2 separate regions of the Homo sapiens genome follow, and region 2 is linked to region 1. The links are chromatin contacts, found by Hi-C in ENCODE. All regions are on one chromosome and are shown on one strand. Each heading gives the region's core, a stretch centred on a gene start or an enhancer-like site at or near the end of the contact. The rest is flanking DNA. Distances are from core to core; before and after follow the strand shown.

The links. Hi-C counts contacts between places; a loop is a spot of excess contacts on that map. Pooled maps may share reads with other maps.
Region 2: a map of Right ventricle myocardium superior shows a loop between it and region 1 (1.8-fold over the local background). The contact joins the enhancer-like site here to the promoter of GUCY1A1 in region 1. A Hi-C loop is called at or near these places in 5 of 168 maps with a recorded cell type or tissue (PC-3, Right ventricle myocardium superior, heart right ventricle and 1 more), 2 of 37 single-sample maps with no recorded cell type and 6 of 50 pooled maps.

Annotation. Positions count from the first base shown.
Region 1 is chr4:155,662,801-155,670,471 of GRCh38, forward strand. It overlaps GUCY1A1 (guanylate cyclase 1 soluble subunit alpha 1), which reads left to right and starts at 4,048. Exons shown (of 10, transcript NM_001130682.3): 1 at 4,048-4,165; 2 at 4,546-4,619.
Region 2 is chr4:155,539,828-155,547,498 of GRCh38, forward strand. No RefSeq gene overlaps it. Among named protein-coding and RNA genes, the nearest start is that of GUCY1A1, 120 kb to the right of the region's middle. Within about 2 kb of position 4,869, at least 4 of the 41 ENCODE cell types and tissues checked have a DNase peak (open chromatin) inside an H3K27ac peak, as active enhancers do; they include heart right ventricle, where a contact is called at or near this core.

The DNA of each region.
Region 1 (7,671 bases), core at 2,798-5,297:
TTTTTATTATTATACTTTAAGTTCTAGGATACATGTACACAACGTGCAGATTTGTTACATATGTATATATGTGCCATGTTGGTGTGCTGCACCCATTAACTCATCATTTACATTAGGTATATCTCCTAATGCTATCCCTCCCCCATCCCCCCACCCTGCAATCTAGGTTTTTAAAATGCTGGCTACACACAATTCTTCCAGCCTTTGCCATTGTCCAATACCAAAGACACTTTGACATTTAGTTTCCTATTACTATTGTAACAAATTACCCCCGAACTTAGTGCTTAATACAACACACGTTTATTATCTTACATCTGTGGAAGTCTGAAGTTTGAAATGAGTCTCATTAGACTAAAACCTAGGTGATGGCAGGGCTACTTTCTGTCCCAGAGACTCTAAGGGAGGATAATTTTCTAGCCTTATTCATCTTCTAGAGGCTGCACATATTCCTTGGCTAAGCCCCTTCTATTTTCTTTTCTTTTCTACTTTTTTTTTGTTTTGAGACGGAGTCTCGCTCTTCTCGCCCAGGCTGGAGTGCAATGGCGTGATCTCGGCTCACTGCAACCTCCACCTCCCAGGTTCAAGCAATTCTCCTGCCCCAGCCTCCCGAGTAGCTGGGATTACAGGCACCTGCCACCATGCCCAGCTAATTTTTTGTATTTTTAGTAGAGACAGGGTTTCACCATATTGGTCAGGCTGGTCTCGAACTCCTGACCTCAAGTGATCCACCCGCATCCGCCTCCCAAAGTGCTGGGATTACAGGTGTCAGCCACTGCACCCAGCCCCCTTTCTATTTTCAAAGCCAGCAATTGCTTATCAATTCTTTCTAACATAGCATCACTCCGACTCTGACTGACTCTATTGCTTTAATCTTTCTTTTACAAGGACCCTTTTGATTGCATTTGGTTCACCCACCTAATCTGGAATAATATTCCCATCTCAAGACTAGCTGATTAGTAACCCTAATTCTATCTGCATCCTTACTTCTCTCTTGCCATGTAAAATTGCATATTCACAGGTTCTAAGGATTAGCAGGTAGACATCTTTGGAGTGCCATTATTCTACCTACCACTGTATTTACTGCTCACAAACACCAACTCCTTGGCAAAAATATAGTGGACAGCATTTCTGTTACCATCAGAATCTCTTCCAGTCCAGGCTGCTTTGTGAATGTCTATACCAGGACTAGAAATGCGTGGACGCCAACCTAATAAGATCTAGTTTTTCTAACTAAAGCTTTACATTCATACAAAAGAGACATTTTGGAGTCTTTGCATCATCTTACTGCAAGTTACCAGTGTAAACTTTAACCAGGTACATTAAAACAAATTGAAAATGAATAATACTAAGAAAAGGAGGAAATAAGGAGCCAGAAGTTTATCTTATTTTTCTTATATTTGAGAGGTTATCCTAATTTGGTAAACCATACAATCCATAGTTTGTTCGTTTGCTAAAAATAAAACAAAGCTCTGACCCTGACATATATGTAACACTTCTCTCATTTCTACCCTTTTACTGTTCTCTATCTCGTTCTTAATTCCCCTTGGTTTATGGATTTTTTATGGTCCACAAAGTCAGTAGAGATGAAACCATTAGTCCCATTACTTTATTTGAACTGACATGGCAATAGTAACCCAGAAAAATAAAGATGCAGGTTCTAAAAATCCCTGAATTTAGAAAGATTCATACGATGTGTTTTGAGGCTTATCATACTTAATGCCTTGATAGTAGACCAGTGCTTTTCAAACTTTAATGTGCATAGGAATCACTTGAGGATTCTGTTTAATGGATAGTCTGATTCAGTTGGTTTAGAGAGGGGCCTGAACTTCTGTATTTCCAACAAGATTGTAGGTTATGGGATACTGCTAATATAGAAACCATACTCTGAGTAGCAAGGATTTAGATACTATCTCTAGTTGCCATTGTCCTTTCATTTGCAAGTGTGAAAGTAATGTACATTTAAATGCTTTCATGCTGTTGTCAATTGTGGGTTGTAGGTACAAGAAAAACAAAGCATCTTGAGAGGAAATAAAAATTTCTTGAGCTTTTCTGCCAGCATCAACATGGCTAAGGAGATTGCTTTACACTGAGTAATTTTCCTTGTTAACATTTTTATTAAGTTGTCATGACAACTTTCTTATTCTCCATAAAGTGGAGGAAAGTAGGTTTTAACCCATAAGTCAACTATAAGAAAGAAGATTGGACCTGGAAGATGATGAAATATTCAGGTATTCATTTATCCACTCAGCAGGCATTTTAGTGAATCCCGTTATGAACCATTTTCATTACTAGGAAATTAGGCTGTGAAGATTAGTATTTCCCTAACAACAAGGAACTCTTGTTACTTTTTTAGAGCATATCAAACATCCAGATTACAGAATGTCTTTTGCAGTCACCTTTTGGTGGTTCTAGCCACCCTTATGTTTAGATTGGTTGCTTCCTCTTCTTACCCATTGTCTGACAGTCAGAAAGGATAGAGGAGGAAGAAGACAAGACACTATCCAGTTGAGAGTCTACTCTTAGTAAAACTCGGTAGCTCCTGGCAGAATGTACTGGGGTCAAATGCAATACTAATCAAGGAGTTTGGTGTGCCATAAAACTTGAGAATGGTAAAAGTAGAAATTAATGGGTTAAACAAGTCATTTTCCAGAATGAAAGGAATATTGGTAATGGTATCAACAGACGAGGACAACAGCAACAACAAAGTCTTTATACAAGCCTGCAACACGTGACAACTGCGGATCAGGCATCTGAACCCGGCCTATCTTTCCACCGTATCTTCCTACACTTTTCTTTATGTACTTTTTATTTCTACCAGATGGTATTACTCCTTGTTTCTTGAATAACAGTGTCATGCCTTTCCAACCTCTGTATGTTTGCTCACAAGTTTCCCTCTGTCAGAGAAAAGCAAAAACAACAAAAAAGTCCTCTATTTTATCTTTTTCCAAACATAACCAATCCTTCAAGTCCTATCTCTAGTACTGTTCCTTTATGAACCCTGTCAGACAATATCTCATTTTCTTCTGAATGTTCATAGCATTTACTTAAAAATAGTATGACTTCCCTCTTCTTTTTACTAATGAATTACTGTGTATTTTTTAAGTTTCCTTCTACATCTGAAGTTCTAAATATTCTTAGTACAAATGTCCTACTGATCTAAGAGAGTATCATGGGTTAAATGTAGAGGAAGAGAAGTTTCTGAGATGGCAGGAAGGCAAAAGTTTCTGTGACTACCTGTGCTTATATTGCTGACTTTCTTAACTGTTCCTGACTTATTTAAATGTATTTTTTTCCTGATTCTGATTAATGTTCACTATGAGGCAAGCACAGTAGGCAAGACTGGGAGAAAGTTTGCAAATGTGATGAGCTTACAAATGGGACCAGATTAGATGGTGTACTTGGGGGAGATATAAAAGAGGAAGATAACCATGAATTGAACTGAATTGAAAATGGATCACATAAAGATCATGATTAATTGTTAATTCACAATGGAACAGCATGATGGGATTTTTTTAAGTCAGAAAGGTGACTAAAAGCATAATATCACAACACACACAACGGTAACAAATATAACTAAATGCACTGAACCAGGCAGAAGCCAGACCTTACTGAAAAGATGTAAAATCTCTGTAACCATAAAACTGCATCTGCAAATGAGTAGATTGGCTTCAAATCTGAAAACCAGGACAAGAGAGTCATCAGCGCAGATGTCAACTTCCCCAGCAGAAATGTTGGAGTTTTTAACTGTGGAAAACTACAGTTTTTCCACACCAGTGCATAGTGGAGAAGACATGTTTTTGTTTTTCTTTTTAAGTGTGCCAAATTTTCCTGGAGTCCCCTCCAATTTTTTTCTTTCTCTCTCTCTCTCTCTTTTTTTTTTTTTGTCCCCTGCCCCTAGGTCTCTGTCTCCACACAGTGATTTCTGTTATGGCGATTGGGCGGCTGCAGAGACCAGGACTCAGTTCCCCTGCCCTAGTCTGAGCCTAGTGGGTGGGACTCAGCTCAGAGTCAGTTTTCCAGAAGCAGGTTTCAGTGCAGAGTTTTCCTACACTTTTCCTGCGCTAGAGCAGCGAGCAGCCTGGAACAGACCCAGGCGGAGGACACCTGTGGGGGAGGGAGCGCCTGGAGGAGCTTAGAGACCCCAGCCGGGCGTGATCTCACCATGGTGCGTTTTGGCTGCTACTTTCTTTTTCAGTCTTTCGGTGCGGAGAAGGGGAGGAGGCGGGCAGAGGTCTGAAAAAATCGAATGCCTTATGGAAAGGAACTGCAAGGGTTCCTTTGGGGTGATCAAAGAGGGAGACACAGACACAGAGAGACAAAGGCAAGGAGGACTGTCTGGGAGCCACGCGGGCGATACAGTTTCCGAGGCACGCCGCGTCCCGCCTAGCCTGTTGAACAGGTAGACATGAGCGACCCAAGCGTAAGTGCCGCTGCCGCGAGTGCCCAGGGTGCACTCGCGCGGGGACCGACAGGTGCCACTGCAGGGTCCCCTCTCCCGCTCACTGCCTGCCACCCCTGACGCCTGCTCTCTTTCTCCATTCGCAGTGCGGATTTGCGAGGCGCGCCCTGGAGCTGCTAGAGATCCGGAAGCACAGCCCCGAGGTGTGCGAAGCCACCAAGTAAGTGGTCGCTGCATCCCCACGCGGGTCGGGGTTCTTCAGACAGGCGGTCCCTCTTCCGGGACCCCCGCTTGGGCTGGGTCTCCTTCCTCTCCTGAGAAACCTTCGGTACGCTCCCAGTTGCCCAGCCCTGGGAAGCCAGCATCGGGTTCCCACGCTGGGGAGGAGCGAGAGGAAAGGAGAGGACGCCCGAGGGGCCGGCCCAGGGCCCGGGGGACCCGCGGCGCCCGAGGGAGGAGCACAGACGGGGGTGGGCGCCGAGCAGCGCCGCGCCGGCTGCTGAGCTCGCGGGGCCGGGCCGTGAGAACGCGCGGGGCGCGCCGGGGCCGCTGGTCTCCCACGGCCAGGGCGCCTGGGCCCCAGAGCCCATCAGCCGCGTGCAGCGCTGCGGCCTCCGGCGCGCCGGCAGGCAAGCGAGCGGGCGCAGCTGGGGGATGCCTGGACCCCGGAGGCAGCAGGGCTGGAGGCGGTGGCGGGCTTCAGGGCAACTTCACCCGGCCGGCTGCGGCGTGGGTAAGAGGCGCGTCCTCCTCCACAGCAAAAGCTGCGATCGCTGGGCTGCCCAGAGAAGGCAGCCGGCTAACTGCCCAGCGGCTCCACGAGGTGTGCGCGTGTGTGCGAGAGAGACAAATGATTTACTGCTTAGCAGTCCCATTTCTGTTTTCGTTAGGACTGCGGCTCTTGGAGAAAGCGTGAGCAGGGGGCCACCGCGGTCTCCGCGCCTGTCTGCACCCTGTCGCCTGAGCTGCCTGACAGTGACAATGGTGTGAGGGGCTGCGTTGCAATGTGGTCATGTGATTTCAGGCTATGGATTTCGTGCGTCTTTCTCTGCTCACTGATTTTCACATGGTTATTCTTTCATTTTGCACTCGATAAACAGTTTACATCTTCTGAAGTAAGCCAGAAGATTGTATGGCTCACTTAACGATGACTGGTTGAAGGCATCTTGATTTGGAACCTATGGAAACAGTGCTGAGTTTTAAATAGGACAGATTTTTTTTTCTTTCATTTGAACTTCATTTATAACATATCAATAGTGATGTTTTAGGATCAGTTCTCCTATGGTAATTTCACTAAATGCCTATTTAATGAATTGATTTGATTTCATACATCTCTACCACTTACTAGAACTGTCTTTGTACAAACGTCAAACTTTCCTGTTACATATGGGTAAGCATAGAAGCACTTGATATAATTTTTTTTTATCTTGGTTCAGAGTGTAGAAGTGGTCTGTTGCTTTTCCTAAAATTGCTATACATATTTTTTCTTTAAGAGTGATCATTTCAGGTACCCTATTATGTACAGTGGTAAAAAGTAAACTCGTTATGATAGCAACGACGATGTAACCAAAATAAGCAACACTTAATTGGTCTGAAAGTTATACATATAAGCTTTATTATTGCTTCAGTGGAAGTTGTCTATGCATTCTGTGCTTTGTTCAGCCATTAAACAACTGGGTCCGTGATCTTCTTCAAGGGGCCGTGAAGTCCCTAAAATTGTATTTAAACATTAGAGTGGCTGCATTTTAAGGGAGATAGTACATAGTCAAATATCCAAAATGGACCTGTGTCCTAATAGAAAATTAAGAACCACGGGGTAAAAACACGTAAGCCATACTTTTTCTTATCAAAACAACAGGCTGTCTACATACAGCCTGCAGACATAGGCTAGAAGGAAAATTCTAGAACAATTAAATGGTGTTACCGTAGTTAAATATTTCACATAAAATAGACCAGATGTATGTATTTTAATGTATTAGGAAACAGGTCTGTGAACGTATTTAGTAGAAATTTGTAATTAATAGATGGGTACCTTATATTTATATTTATAAGGTATATTTATACTTTATATTGTAAGATCTCTTTCTATTATACGACAGAAAATAAAAATTATATTTTTGTCTTTGAAATCCAATCAAAATATAAAGTACTTATGCTTGGTATAGTGTCTCATAGTGTATGAAATATAAATAGCCCCTTAAAGGTCTTGCTTCTAGATATTCAGGTATTAAATAACATGATTAAAATCGTTTTCTGTCATTCGGAGAATGAGGAAGGAAATATAAAATTATTTTATTTATTTATGGCAATACCAAAAACAAAAGTGTGAAAAACTTCACAATGCTTAGTACTTATAACTCTTATAATTATGTCTTATTAAGGGATCTTTCTTAAGACATTTTGAAAAGCTATTTTAATATTTCACTACAAACAAGTGATAATATTAAAATTAAAGTATATCTATTACAAATACATCAGTAAAATATTTTGTGACCGAATTTTAAGAATTTTGTTATATTTTTCAAATGAAATTGAAAAAAATTAAATGTTTATCTAACATCACTTTTATTGACACATTGATATTGCATAACTTTGAATTTTTTCAGAAACTATACAAGGGAAATTAAATCCTGCATTTACATTTGCTAGCAACTAATGAGTGTGGACTGAGGATAATATTTCTTGCTTTACAGGTTAGTTTAAAATAACACGATCTGCACCCCCATAATTTCTAATTAACCTTTTTTCAGAACTAAATAAACATCAAATTAGCCATCAGAATGAATCTCTACAAGTAAGGGGAAATGGAAAGGTAAAGCAACATTTCAGTAATACAAGCCAAAAAGTATGTGCATTAATGGGAAAAATTTTTGGAGGAAGCTGTTACTGAGAATGACTTTTTCTGTCAGATTCACTAAGAAGTTGCTTGGCTTTTATTTGTGAGAATATTCCATTTTGAAGGCACTATTTTTACACTGGTTAATTAAAAATATTTACCCAAGCCACTTTTCTTAAACATTTCTATTTATTACTTTTCTGCACATTTGTAAAAACAAATTTTTTCCCCAAAGTATTAATAATTAAAAATATGTTTGTCTCTTGACCATCTACATTCATTCTGCAATAGTTTGTTTTGGGTGTCTACATCTTGACTTGATATAAGAAGAGCTTTTGTCAATGTTTAGTTACTAGTTGATTTACTTTGGGTGAAGTAATTTCCTGGCTATCCTGAATCATATCTGCTTCTTTTATTTTCTTTCAGAACATTTTGA
Region 2 (7,671 bases), core at 3,619-6,118, 120 kb before region 1:
TCCAATTGTATTGTGCAGCTTTAGGCCCCAGACAACTTGGATGGGGTTTTGTCAACAAGCTTTTGTAAAATCTTTGGCCCTGGCTTGCTTCTTATGCCTGAGTCATTGATAGATGTTTTTCTTACCTCCTGATCTTGTAAATACTCCCTAAGTTTTTTGCAATATCCACTTCACATTTCACCGAGATCTGGGAATCCAGGGCTGTCCAACTTTCTATTGTAGTGAGTCGTCAGGAGGACTGAAGGCTTTGACTGATATATGCCCATTCCCAAACCCTGTGGAGCCTAGATCCTGTTCTTGGTGCCCCCTTATTTTCTCACACCTGTCCTGACTTACCAGTTTGGGTACATAACTACAAAAAATTCTGACAGGAAATGAATCTCTTGCTCTTCCAACCCCTCTTCCCACATATTTCAGTAACTGAACCATCAATCTTACTTTTCAAAAGTGAGTATGGAACTAAATACGCCCTGTTGACAGTCATTTCAGGAACAAGTTGTATAGAAATTGATTGGAATGCAATGCTCAATGACATTTTTACCTATAAAATACATTTCTCCCACTACCTAAAATCTAAAATTTACAGGATATTCTTTACTTTTCCTCTTTAAGCCTATTTTTGCTATTATAATGTCTGCTTCCAAATCATTTTATTCTTTGCATCATTTTTTAAAAGGATATTTAAACATAAAAGTAAACTTTTCCATTCCATTTTGCCAAATGATTTCTTTTAGCTCAAAGCCTTTCATGGTCAATTTTCAATTTGATTTTCAGATTATAAAAGAACACATATCGGGAGTTATTCATTTTATAGTTCATGTAATATGTTATTGTAGAAATGTATTGTGCATAGAATAATTATTTATGGAAAAGATAAAGTTCATGAAGTCTTGTTAGAGCAATTATGAGAACACTGTGGCTTCCACTTTCAACTTAATACTATTTTCAAGACTTTAATTTATAATAAATTAATACTTCCAACTTAATACTATTTTCAAGATTTTAATTTATAATAAAAATTATAAATTAAAAGCATTATATTCTTTTGGAATTAGGTTAAGATTTTTTATTTTATTTTAATTTTTTTATTATTTTATTATTATTTTTTGAGACGGAGTTTCACTCTTGTTGCCCAGGCTGGAGTGCAATGGCGTGATCTCGACTCACTGTGACGTTCGCCTCCCTGGTTTAAGCCATTCTCCTGCCTCAGCCTCCCGAGTAGCTGGAATTACAGGTGCCCGCCACCACATCCAGCTAACTTTTTGTATTTTTAGTAGAGATAGGGTTTCACTATGTTGGCCAAGCTGGTCTCCAACTCCTAACCTTAGGTGATCCACCCTCCTTAGCCTCCCAAAGTGCTGGGATTACAGGCATGAGCCACTGCGCCTGGCTAGGTTAAGATTTTTGTAATATTCAAGAAAAGAGAGGCCGGGCGCGGTGGCTCACGCCTGTAATCCCAGCACTTTGGGAGGCCGAGGCGGGCGGATCACAAGGTCAGAAGATAGAGACCATCCTGGCTAACACGGTGAAACCCTGTCTCTACTAAAAATACAAAAAATTAGCCAGGTGTGGTGGAGGGCGCCTGTAGTCCCAGCTGCTCAGGAGGCTGAGGCAGGAGAATGGCACGAACCTGGGAGGCGGAACTTGCAGTGAGCTGAGATCACGCCACTGGACTCCAGTCTGGGAAACAGAGCGATACTCCATCTCAAAAAAAAAAAAAAAGAAAAAGAAAAAAAAGAAAAGAGAAACAAAGACTGATGGAACTAGCGTCCTCTGGAATGGCTCAGAAAGAAGAAGCTATTTTTGCTGGACACCCCTACTACCCTGTTAGGTCGGGAGAGGTTTGAGATTCCCCTGGGTTTACAGAATAAAAGACCTCGATGTCCCCTGGGAAATGGCTAAGCTGGATTCCTAAGGGAACTCATGAAAATCTACTAAATGAAATCTGAGACCACTGGCACCACTGTCTAATGATTCATCTCCGAAAAGCAGATAGGTTAAGTAGTTTACTGTTATGCATTAATTTGTCCTCTCCACCACCACCAAATGCATATGTTGAAATCCTAACCTCCAGTACCCAGAATGGGACCTGATTTGGAAATAGGGCTCTTGCAGATGAAATTAGTTATGATGAGATCATACCGGGGTAGGGTGAGCCCCTAATCCAACATGACTGGCGCTCTTTTAAAAAGGGGTGATTGGACATAGACAGCACACAGGGAGAGCTCCATGTGAAGATGAAGGCAGAGATGTGGGTGATGCAACAGAGAAGCCAAAGGATGCCAAAGATCCCCAGCAAAACACCACAAGTTACAGGAGAGACACAGAACTTCACAGGCCTCAGAAGGCACCAACCCCACAGACAACCTGATTCCAGACATCTAGCCTCCAGAACTGTGAGACAGTAATTTCTGTGTTTCAGTCATGGTAGCCTAGCAAACTAATACAAATATGGTCACTGTTCTCAAGAAACGTCTGTCAGGGTTGTTGCAAACCTATCTAAAATATAACTAACTACATACATGCACTCAGGAAAAATGAGTAACATCCAAGGATATTCTGCCCAATGTCCCCTTCTTTTGTTCTTCTTGTTTCTTGCCTTTTTATCTTGGTATCTCCACACTTATGGAAGAAATATATCTGTTTATATCTTAATAAAAAAGATCTTGTAATTGAATTTCACCACAAACCCATAGTAGTTCTGGTGAGCAAAGTAATATTAAGTGGGTGCAAAATTAATTGCGATTTTGCCATAGGAAAAATACCTATGGCAAAAACCGCAATTACTTTTGCACCAACCTAATATAAGCAATCATGACCTCCTTCCCCATCTCTGGGTGTGTCTACAGCAACCACTAAAGGGGCATGGCAGCATCTTGCTAAAAGACCTCTGCTTGTGCGCCTTCCCAAACCCTGAGTGAGCAGTGTTGCTTGCTCTGGGAGCTCATACTATTTCACATATTTAAGCTACCCTCCTTCAGGCAGAGGGTAGAGGAAGTGTAGGTAATATCTAGGTATTTTTTCACATTATTATTATTTTTTGAGTGGCTCACGCCTGTAATCCCAGCACTTTGGGAGGCCAAGGCGGGTGGATCATCTGAGGTCAGGGGGTTAAGACCAGCCTGGCCAACATGGCGAAACCCTGTCTCTATTAAAAATACAAAAAATTAGCCAGGCGTGGTGGTGGACGTCTGTAATCCCAGCTATTTGGGAGGCTGAGGCAGGAGAATTGATTGAACCTGGGAGGAGGAGGTTGCAGTGAGCCGAGATCGTGCCATTTTACTCCAGCCTGGGCGACAGAGCAAGACTCTTTCTCAAAAAAGTAATAATAATATAAATAAAAATAAATAAAAAGAGAGAGTGGCTGGCTATGATGGTGAATTCATAAAGCAAAATACTTTGGCAAAGACTCTTTTACCAGAGATAAATTTCTATCCAGCCCTTGCTGTGGACAGGGCTTTTGCAATCTGTGTCTCCAGGATTGCAAGCCTTTGACTGAATCTCAGCTCCTGCATCTTCCCACTGCTCCCTACAGTTGGCCTTTCCAGAGCTGAATATTCTCAGTATTCACGGGTCAGATGAACTGTCAGGATGTCCTCTTTCCTCTGTCCCCTGAAACTCTGCTCTCAAGTGGTAGATCCAACACTTACAGCTGATCACATGGAAGATTGTAGAATAGATGCACTCAAATAAAGGATCCCACCCAGCTTGGCCTGAACTGAGCTTCTTGGTCTGACTCAGCTGTTGCAGGATGTGACTCTTTGAGAGCCATTAATTTCTAGCCTTCCCCTCACTTCCTGTCTTAGTCCATTCAGGCTGTTATAACAAAATACCTTACACTGGATGCTTTGTAAGCAATAGAAATTTATTGCTCAGGCCGGGTGTGGTGGCTCATGTCTGTAATCCCAGCACTTTGGGTGGCCGAGGCAGGTGGATCATGAGGTCAGGAGTTCCAGACCAGCCTGACCAACATGGTGAAACCCCATCTCTACTAACAATACAAAAATTAGCCAGGTGTGGTGGTTTGTGCCTGTAATCCCAGCTAGTCAGGAGGCTAAGGCAGGAGAATCACTTGAACCTGGGAGGCGGAGGTTGCAGTGAGTCGAGCTCGTGCCACTGCACTGCAGCCTGGGTAACAGAGCAAGACTTTGTCTCAAAAAAAAAAAAAGAAGAAGAAAAGAAAAAGAAAAAACGAATTTATTGCTCAAAATTCTGGAGGCTGGGAAGTATAGGATCTAGGCGCCAGCAGATTTGGTGTCTGGAGAGGGCATGCTCTCTGCTTCAAAGATGGCACTTCTGGCTGGGTCCTCATGTTGTGGATCCAAAGAACAAACATTCCCCTTCAGCCTCTTTTGTAAGGACACCAATCCCATTCACAAAGGTGGAGCCCTCATGACCTAATCACCTCCTAAATGCCCCACTTTTTCATAACAACATATTAAGGCTTAGATTTCAACATATTAATTTTGGAGGAAAACGAATATACAGACTATAGCACTCCCAACCCCAGAGAAACTGTATAAGCTGCATAGGTGGCCTTGATGATAAAGCTAAAGATATAAACCACATAATGGGCTTGAAGTTCTCACTAAAAATGGGATAGTTGATCTCTGCTGAAATTAGCTATCTGGAGAAGTAGATATGATTTGCTCCAAATCACACACTGAATACAGCTGTAGAGAGGGGTGTATCCCTATGAGCCTAGAAATTTTAGCTACAGTTACCCTGAAGGAGAAAGCACAACACAGGAGCCAGCTGACCTCTGAATTTTATTCTGGTCGGTGGTGGAGGAGCAGCTGAGAACAGGGGCAGGATGCTGGGGAACTCAGGATACAGAGCACTCGTCCCCGCTCCATCTGTAGACAAAAAGCTCAGGAACCCAGAGCTAGAGGATACCAGCTGGGGGTGGGGATGGCCTAATTTCCAGCAGCTGCAGTTGAGAAATAACTGTTAGAGTGCACTGCCAAGCTGCAGAGCTGGACATCAATGTCAAGGGCTAGGGCAGGGACAGAAACTTCAGTTTCTGAGACAATCGCACCCCAGGGCCCACTTCACAGGTCCAGCGGACAGAGCTCTAGCTCAAAACCTCACACGCAGAAGCAGGCCCCTTTCTTGAGGTTTAATGCCTTTCTGTCTCATTCTTGAAATTCTTAATAATTTTATCTTTGAATTTGTGTTTTGTAAGTGACAGCTAATGGGACAATCAAGCATTTGCTAGGGGCTTAAAACCTCCGCTCATGCATGTCCCGCCTCCTACTGGCACACTTTCCATTGCTGCCTTTCTGTCTCTCTGTAATGGGCTTTTGGTTACCTGCTCCCCAGCAACCACTGCTGCCCTCTGCCCCCAGTAGGGGCCTGAGCGTGGGAACAGGGAAGGTTAGGGCAGGTGTGCAAGGGCCCCAGGAGTCTGTAGTGATCTGCACTTAACTGCTGAGTATCCCCATGTCCACGGAGCATGACGCTAAATAACAGATAAAAAATACAATAACATATCCAAAGATACTTGTAGAATGCAGAAGGAAGAAAGAGCTTTTTTTTCCCGGTTTTTGAATAAGGGACCACATTTGTATGGGTTTGGTGCAGCTAGAATGTGGATCTCTGCCATGGAAAAGTATCATTTGCAGGCAGTATCATATCATTTTAGTCAAGCATGAATACAGGCCACCAGAGCTGGTATCCCAGACAAGGGGAGTGGCAAGTTTTGTCCTCCACATCTAAAGCGAGTTTTCATTTGTGTGATACTTTGATGGAATTAAGAATATTAACAATTCTTACATAACAACCAACAGTGTTCTACAGAAGATTTATATGACAGGAACGAGAAGCAGCTTCCTTTAATTATATCTAGATCTCAGTTTGGCACACTTCCACATCCTTCCAAAGGCAATTTTAACTAAATAGCACATTGCAGGACTGTGCAAATTATCTTATGAGAATTTATGAGGAATAGACTATGCACAGTAGCTCATTTTCATTATTGATTTCATTTTCTCCATATATTTTCCTTATATGTATTATTTTCTCTTATGTTTATAAAATGATGTGTTTTGTGATATATGTATTCATGTACGCATATTTTATATATGTTACACATTTATTTATATAGACTGGTACATAGCTACACAAGGTTCCAATAAGAACAGCCTCATATGGATGTTTCGTAGGTTTATATCTTCATTCCTCTAATCCAAACTAACATTACTTAAGTCAAAATAATTTTTCAAATTTTCTTAGTAAATTGATTGCCAACCTTTTCAACCATTTTTCCTCTGAGTAGTTCTACTTCTCTAATATTATTTGCATATTTAAATTTCAAAACAATTCTGACAACACTGCGAAAATAAGATTTTTTTTAATGGGCTCTTCTGCTTTTCTTCATGTTGAAAATTATACTTTTCAAAAAACTTTTCTCACACTTCCAGAGAATATGTGTCATGAGGGTAGATATTGTCTCTTTCTTGTTCACTATTTCAGACTTAGTACCTATCATCACAACAGCATAGAGTAAATGCTTAATAAATATTTAATGAAAAAATGAAAACAATATTTTAAGGAAATACTTATACTAATTAGCTATTCCTGTTATCATACTGTATAACAAACCATCCCAACACTGAGTGCTATAAAATGACAAGCATTTATTCTTGGTTGCCTGGTGCAGCTATGTCTTAGGCTGCAGTGGCTGGGATAGCTCTGCTTACCCTGAGGGGCTGTGGTTCTAGACTGCATTGCGTATCTCTCGGCCTTCTACAATCGGAGGGCAACTGGGGCAAGTTCTGTGATGATGACAGAGGCCCACATCATCAAGCCCATCATAAAAACACTGTGCAACATTTTGGTTATGTCATGTTAAATGAGTCACACAGTCCAGGCCCACAGTCAAGGGGTAAAGAATTACACATCACCTACTTTCCAACATACTATCAAAATTAGATTAAAACCATGTGACTCTCATTTTGGAACCTTATTCTTTTTATTATGTCTTGTTTTGGTTGGAATAATGTTGTGAGGTAACATTACCTCTACCATAATGATAACCATTATTATTATAATTGTTATTATCACTATCGACATACTCATTAAAGTCAAGAAGATACTCATAATGCCTTCTACCAAAACTATACATTAATTTTGATATGGAATTTCCAGTTGATCTAATAAAATAAGAAAAATATAACAGAATTTTAGTGTTAAAAAAAGAGATAAGCCGGGCACGGTGGCTCACACCTGTAATTCCAGCACTTTGGGAGGCCAAGGTGGGCAGATCACAAGGTCAGGAGATCGAAACCATCCTGGCTAACACAGTGAAACCCCGTCTCTACTAAAAATACAAAAAATTATCCAGGCATGGTGGCGGGCGCCTGTAGTCCCAGCTACTTGGGAGGCTGAGGCAGGAGAATGGCATGAACCTGGGAGGTGGAGTTTGCAGTGAGCCAAGATCGCGCCACTGCAATCCAGCCTGGGTGACAGAGTGAGATTCCGTCTCAAAAAAAAAGATAAAGTTATAATTTTTTTAAATTATAAGCATTTTTAAAACACAATAGTACACTATTTCAATCCAGCAAGTTAGGTAAATTATTGTCTCTATCCCTTATTAGTTGTCTATATTTTGGCAATTAATAACTCTCTGAGCCTTAGTTAACTTTCAGTGAGGAGCATAGTAACTACCTC